Linked DNA regions of Mus musculus: regions 1 and 3 are each linked to region 2. Evidence: chromatin loops called from intact Hi-C (ENCODE). Cell type or tissue: heart. All regions are shown on one strand.

Evidence for each region. A loop is a pair of places that touch in the nucleus more often than their neighbours do. Peaks named below come from ENCODE experiments on the same cell type or tissue, not always from the same donor. Only the 100,000 strongest peaks of a DNase experiment are listed, where the experiment ranks them.
Region 1: it touches region 2 in a loop (2.5-fold over the local background); 2 of 42 quality-filtered maps call a loop at or near these places.
Region 3: a loop joins it to region 2, with 12 times the contacts of the local background. A loop is called at or near these places in 19 of 42 quality-filtered maps.

Annotation. Positions count from the first base shown.
Region 1 is chr9:87,966,861-87,969,360 of GRCm38, forward strand. No RefSeq gene overlaps it. Among named protein-coding and RNA genes, the nearest start is that of Gm23176, 53 kb to the right of the region's middle. In heart, no CTCF peak of the experiment used is centred here; DNase peaks (open chromatin) are centred at 1,541 and 2,051.
Region 2 is chr9:88,220,806-88,223,305 of GRCm38, forward strand. No RefSeq gene overlaps it. Among named protein-coding and RNA genes, the nearest start is that of Gm28231, 38 kb to the right of the region's middle. In heart, a CTCF peak has its summit at 1,380 (motif pointing left); no DNase peak of the experiment used is centred here; H3K27me3 peaks cover 1,237 bases.
Region 3 is chr9:87,421,993-87,424,492 of GRCm38, forward strand. No RefSeq gene overlaps it. Among named protein-coding and RNA genes, the nearest start is that of Cep162, 170 kb to the left of the region's middle. In heart, no CTCF peak of the experiment used is centred here; no DNase peak of the experiment used is centred here; H3K27ac peaks cover 579 bases; H3K27me3 peaks cover 496 bases.

The DNA.
Region 1 (2,500 bases), 250 kb before region 2:
AGATTATTCCTGTTCCTTGGATGAGCCCATCATCAAAAGTAAGTGAGAGGATGGCCCCATCACACTGCACTTAGCTGATACACTTAGTCAGTGCCCATTGTGACACAGCCAGTGGACCTGTTCTTATTACCACCCTGTTTTTTCACATCACCTTGTAGCCAAGGACTATTTCCCACATATCTTATCTGTTTCTAATACATCAGATCTACATTAGTGCTGTATTGTATACCTTGTTATCTTCCACTACAACAGACAAAAAAATATTATCAGGAAGTAAGACAAATACCTGAAATCCTACCATCCCTGAATTCAAGAAGAGCATCCTTATGAGTACGGAACATCTACAGACCTAATGAAAATGCATATGTAGTATTATCTCACGCTTAATATTAGAGATGTAACTGTATTGTTGAGAAGCACATAAGATAGAAGTCATTTCTTTTAGATACTGGAAGCCCCTTTTAGTTTCACTGTACTTCACAGTCAAAGAAACTCCAGCACTAGGAACATGGCTTGGTAGTAGAATGTTTCCCCAGTATATAAAAGTGAAAGGCTCCAAGTTCAATTCCCAGAATTTGGAGGAGGAGGAAGAAGAAGCAGAAACAGAAGCAGAAGTGGAAAAGGGAGAAGAGGAGGAGAAGAGGAGGGGGAGGAAGAAGAAGAGGAGGAGAAGAAAGGATGAAAGAAAAAAGAAACTTCACAGTGACCCCCTTGGTTACTGTTATAGGGAGTGAAAATGAATGTTTTAACTTCGATTTGATACAAAAATTCTGTTTTGCAAACCAAAGAATCAATAAATTGTTTTTTAGTGTAGTTAAACATCTTATAACATCGAAACCAAAGCATCCTGGCCTCTTATTCTCACGCATGAAGCAGGAGAAGGTAGAAATAGCATTTAAATCACCAGAGGTGGATCCCTAGGAAGGGTAGCCCAAGACGAAATTGAATGGACAGTTAGAGAAAGAAGCCATGCAAGCCAGCAAGCATGACGAGGGCAAAAGAGAGCCATAGTGAAAAAGTGTTGATAGAAGAAAAGTACAGAAGAGATGCCTGGACCCACCTGGTGATGTCGTGAATTCTGTGAGCTCTGCCTCATGGACAGTGACAGGCACATATTCTGTAGACTCCAAGACATCCTTAGACCTTCCTCAGAGCATCCTTGACAGCTCTATGGTAAACAATACACAAACACTTTGAAGCCTACTATACAATGGAGAGAAAATCAATGTTCAGGACAAAAATGACCACTAAAGACTATTTTACTTCAACAAAGATTGGTTGATAAGCCTGCTGTTAGAATTTTTGTAATAAACAAAATGTGGGTTGCTTTATTCCATCCTTATTTTCTTCAGAGATACATAGTTGGAGACTGGAGCCGTCCCTCAAAGGAGAATTTTGCATGTGAGTATCACTTTAAATGTTTTAGTGCTTCTAACTCAATCATTACATGTGGTCATAGAAATAATTTGTGCTCAAGTGCTCTCCAAGGACTGTGCTCAAGTGCTGGGATTCTTTGCATTTGGCCCACAGCCTCTGGGACTGTTCCATGCTAAGGGCCTCCCAAGGGTTCCATCTGGAGCACTTAAGTCTCAGGGTAATTTGCATTTATTTTGTGTTGGGATGGTCTCCACTTCCATCTTGCTATATCTGAGATGGAAGTGGGTGATGCCATGTTCACTTGGACGTTTGAAACTTAAGCATTCTGCCTGCCTGTTGTCCCAGGGAGTGCTACCTTCTGAAGGAGCAGATGCAAATAAAAGCAGACAAAAGCTATGGAGAACTGCTCAGCCGCCCTCACAGCTAAAGAATTCTCAGTGAAACCCAACACTAACGACATCTGAAAGAGATAAGTCATAGCATTAGTCATAAGGGCTGATGATGATGCAGTTTTACCAAATTGAAGAATATGTTACTGACACAGTAAGAGAACAATAAAAATCTTCACTTCTTCACCCAACAGTTCTGAGTTGCAGAAACCAGCTGCTTCCAGAAATGTCATTTATGCCAGTGAATTGAGAAACATTCTGAATAGCATCCGTGTAAGATGTCTAGTAGTGGCCAGACCATGGGGACATCATGGTCTGTGCTGACCACAGCAATTCCACCCACTCTCCAGACTCATACTCCAGGCCAGAGACTGGCTTGAAAATGCTCACAGGAATCAATTCTGGCCTCTAACATGTGTAGAAATGTTTCCTTGGGAGCTTTGGAAACATAGACACCTCTCTCCAAGGTGACATAGACAGAAGCCAATTAGCCCCTATCTCTGAGCACAGAGTTAGACATGGTCCCTGAAGATGCTGCAGCCTTCTATGATACACCTGAGAAGGAAATCAGCACCAGGGAGTGCAAATAAGGGAAATGGGAAACCCTGGGCCCTTGATGACAACCTTGAGCTACTACATCAATCCATAGTCAGCCTCAACTTCTACAGACATGAAATGTTAAACATCCTTATGATCAACTTGTGTTTAGTTTTTCTGTAACTTGCTTCCAAAAA
Region 2 (2,500 bases):
CAGGAGAGAAGATGAATCCTAGACACTCAGGAGCTTTGACGCATTTTCTTCTTTGCAAGGAAAAAAAAGAAAGAAAGAAACAGTGCATAGCTTAGGGACGCCATATGTGGAATCTAATATGGAAGCCCTCCCTCTTCCTTTCAGCAGTGAATTGATAATTAGTTACTGCAAATCGAACATGTCTCAAAGTTTGCAGGGCCAACTTCCAACAACATGTACACTCCACCAACACAAAATAGCAGGGGAGTGGACTTTTTCCCTCCAGGAATGTGACAGACTTTGAGATGACAGCCCCAGGGACACAGAAACAGTTCCTAAGAGTGATGCTTTCCAGGAAACGCTTGTGGTCAGAAACCATGGTTTCACGTGTGGAGCACTCAGTAGGCATGACCATGGTACCCCTGCTGCCTCACTCCAGGCTCCTCCTCAGAGCGGCTCCTTTTCATCTCCAAGGTGATTTCAGTGCGTTCACCAGTCGAAAGGCAAAAAGACATTCAAAGAGAGTCGTCAGCAGCTGCCCCCAGAAGCTGGTCCTCTCAGAAGAACTAGAAACTCAGCCCCTGCGCCCTTCAGCAAATGGACCGCTAGAAATTGGACCACCGTCCCACTGCGAAGGGCAGAGTCCTCGCATATCCCATTATTTCATTCCAGCAACTCAAGCAGAGAAGCATCGCACCACGGAGGTGACTGGCATGATATTTACCTCAGTGATCGTGACTCGGCCCTGAGTGGGACCAGAGTCACAGGGGGGGAAATAGGGAGGTCATTGCAGCAAAACTCTCCTCAGGTGGTGCTGAGGTTCAGCAAATCCAAGACAGCATCGTAGAACCAACAATAGCGCTACAGGAAAAGTACTCGCTACCCTCAGCAGTCGGCTGGCTGTGAGCTCTCTAAGGTCTCATTCGAACTGCAAACTTTGCCGTTCAACAACAGAAACATTATCAAAGATCCCCTCACTCGTTTATCATAAGCATCCTTCAGGTCTTTGTGCATCTCCACTGACTGAGAAATCCCAGCCAGATGTCAATGACCTCTAAATACGGAGATGACCCTGAGGTGCTGTGTGAATTTGCATCACATTAAATCAATATGTCAAATGTCTGGACGTGCTTTATTTTCCAAGGCCATTCTCCCAAACCAAGCGGAGACTACTCCCCATCCCACCCCTGGGCTAAACAGATTGCTAAAGCAAACTAGCTTCATGTGACTTTTTAAGAAAGCGTGTAAATCACACTATCATAAACCTTTCTCTTTTCAGGTTTGAGGCTGAGCGTCATTAACATCCAGCTTGATATCTTTGGTTCCACAATCCAGATGCCAGTGTCTTCAGGGGGAAAAAAAAGGAAACTTCTTAGGAAGGGTCGTAGCGCCCCCTGCTGGCTCAATTTACAGGCTGCAGTTTTTACAAGGTGGAAATTTGGGCATGAAGCCTTTTGATGCTGAAATCCCCTGTAGTTAAAAAGGGAAATGAGATTTTGAATGTGACGTTCTTCATTTCCTCAGCAACACACACTGCAGCAAAGAGAGTCTCCAATGTCTTCCATTATTATTCCTAGCATTTAATACAGCCAGCCATATTAGAATTGGCGACACCCCCATGGCATTATTCCCCACCACTATGTGAGGCAAAACCAAGGGAATAAAAGGGGGAGGGAGGTCAACTCTTTTCACCCTTTCTAATTCTCCTACTCATAGACGATATACCAGCACCGTGGGCATTCTTTTAGATGATCCCTCGGTAACCACAGTAGGACAAGACAGCCACCTGGGATGGCAAGCCCCCTATTACACACCAGTTGGTAAGCTGTTCTGAAGTCTAAGAGTCGAGAAGAAATCCCAAACCCATCAAGATATACTATACAGAATATAAATATTGACAAAAAAAAAAAAACAGGCATCCAGCTCAACCACCCTGACCACTTTCTACTACAAGGATCTCTCTGAGTCCCTCTGGACGGCAGGGAATGTTATTCAACCAAAACTTTACTGTGTTCAACAAGTGTTTAGTTAGCACTTAGGTTGTTTGGAATCATGTAGACATCAAAGATGGTGTGAAGAAAAAAAACAATACTTTGGACATAATTTATTGTCTAAAGGAGAATATAGACAACATACAAATAAGTCTACAACGATGTATTACAAACTACAGCAAAGGTCACGAAGGACAAGCACACAGTGCCATGGGAGATATCGCATCCGGGAAAATGTAACGTTTTCCTGGGGAAGTGATGTTAGAGCTGACACTAAAGCTCTGATCACAGTCATCAGCCCTCAAAAGCCAGGGAAAGAAGTTCTCCAGCAGGGCCATGAAGGTGACGGGCAACTGTCAGTCAGAGGGGCTCCATCACCAGGTGTGAGCTCGCTTGGTACACGTGTCTTTATGACTTTTTTTTTTAATTGACTGCAAAATAATTACAAAGCTACATAAATGGTTTCCAGGAGCTAACCAAATTCCAACACCAAAATGAGCTGCCTGCTTCTGTGGAAGACGTAAGAAAGC
Region 3 (2,500 bases), 800 kb before region 2:
AAGGGTTGGTGTGTTCAGCTCTGTGGTGTGCGCTCTCTGAAATCACCTCGATGTTCTTTTAAAATTAAAAAAATTTTTTTACTTTATTGTAGGGGAAGAGCATTGCCAGTTTGCCTTGCTAGTGTGAGCCTCAGAAGCACCAGAGACTCTGCTCGGATTACAGGGAATCATGTCTTCGTGTCCCGTTCTGCAGCAGGGGCTCTTCTGGGTCATTTTTCAGTCCTTTCAAAATCCATATGTGGTGGCAGGAGGGCCTGCCTGTAAATCAGAAGGACCAAGTTTCTTGATTCAGTCTGGGGTAGTTTTACTCTTCGCTGTCACCACAGCTGTCAGCAGGATGTCTCAACCATCCTAATTGTCACCAGGGATTGGATTGCTCCCTAGCTAATTGTTTAGAACAACTAATCTGTGTCTAGGCGTAGGCAGCTGGGGGCATCCTGTATTTTAGACTAAACTCCCACCTTGCTTGCCTCTAAGCACAGTTGTTTGGGTCACCAAGGGTCAGAGAACCAAGACCTTCAGATCCAACTCAAACGTGGTTTCTAGACTGAGAATTGGAGGGAACCGCCAGCCTGTGTCTCAGCTAAACAACTGACAATCCAGAGTGCTCACAAGGACGATATGCTGCGTATTTTCCAGGGCATTTCTTCAGTGAAACTTCTAAATATTTCAATACTAGTGGCAGAGGGTTCTTCCCTGTAAGTAATAATTCACACATGCATATTAGCATGGATGGCCGTTCTGTTCAGAACCTGGGCTTTTTCTCAGCTTCCCAGAACAAGTGGTTAATTCATTATTTAAAAACAGCCCGCTGGACTCCTTTCTCTTGTACTCACCTGCAGGTTTTGCCGTTCCCTTAAAATTGATCCAGACAAGGTTCTTAGACCCCAGAAACAATAGGTTTAGGAGTTAACCCTCATAACCCCACAGTTTCTATTTCAAAGATCTTTCAAACAAGCTAATGAATTGATGTAAAATTTTAACAGGAAATCAAAGCAAGAGATCTTCTGAGAAGTTCCCTCACCAAACTATGATAAACTAAGCAAGCAATCAAAGGCAGCCCTCTCTGGAGCAAAATCGAAAATGTGCAGGCTCTGAAGAGACTTTGCAAACAGAGGGCCAGAATCTTTTTAAACAGGGAACGTGGAAGAGGGACCACACCCTCCTTCACTCAGATTTAGAAAAAGTAGCTTCATATTTTTTCATTAAAAGTCTATTTTGTTTAAAATGCTCCTTCTCTCACCTAGAAAAAAATTTAAAAGTATATAACTATGAATATCTCCTGGAGCCAGGGTGTTATGGGACAGACTCAAAGAAAAAGCCACTGCTTACTTACCGTGCCTTACCCGGCTACCAGCATTATGTTTGCATCACAACCCTGTGGAGGCATATAGACTCGCCACTCCCAGTTGCCAGGAAAACAGGCTCCCAGGGAGGTGAATTGATTTTCACAGATCACAGATTTTGCTAGTGGAAAAGTGCCGAGTATTAGAGAAGTTTGGGGAAGACATTTTTTTTTTTAAGAGGAAATGGGTTTTGAAATGGGGATTAAAGGCAAGCAGGAGTTGGGAGGATTAGTTCCGCAGAGGCAGGTAGATATACAAGGAACACAGGCATATGATTCTAGAGGCTTCAGAAGTGAAAACAAACAAGCTAACAACGGGAAGCTGTTGGGGTTCTAGTGTGATGGTGCTCCCTGCACAGCTCCAGTGTGATGGTGCTCCCTGCACAGCTCCAGTGTGATGGTGCTCCCTGCACAGCTCCAGTGTGATGGTGCTCCCTGTACAGCTCCTGTGTGATGGTGCTCTCTGCACAGCTCCTATGTGTGGGTGCTCCCTGCACAGCTCCAGTGTGATGGTACTCCCTGCACAGCTCCAGTGTGATGGTGCTCTCTGCACAGCTCCTGTGTGTGGGTGCTCCCTGCACAGCTCCAGTGTGATGGTACTCCCTGTACAGCTCCTGTGTGCGGGTGCTCCCTGCACAGCTCCAGTGTGATGGTGCTCCCTGCACAGCTCCTGTGTGTGGGTGCTCCCTGCACACCTGCCAGCACTGTGAGACTTGATTTTATCCCTCTGACACAATCAAAAGAACACATTAATTTTTCAGATTTCTTCTTCTTCCCCTCTGTAATTGCTGAATTGCTGTCATATTTAAAAGCATCTTCTTTTCTAATGAGGAAAGCAGTATGTATTTAACATTTATTTATTTATTTATTTATTTATTTATTTATTTATAGACAGGGTTTCCTGGAAATCACTCTATAGACCAGGCTGGCCTTGAGCTCAGAAATCTGCCTGCCTCTGCCTTCCAAGTGCTGGGATTAAAGATGAGTGCCACCACTGCCCGGCTCAGTATGTATTTATTGCAGGAAAATATGAAAGACAAAGTATGCACATGCACAAAGGAAAAGAAAAATGCAAAGACGTCTAATTGTATTTTCATTTGCCTTTGACATCTATAATCCCAGACTTTAAAAACAAGAAAAGGAGCTGCAGAGGGG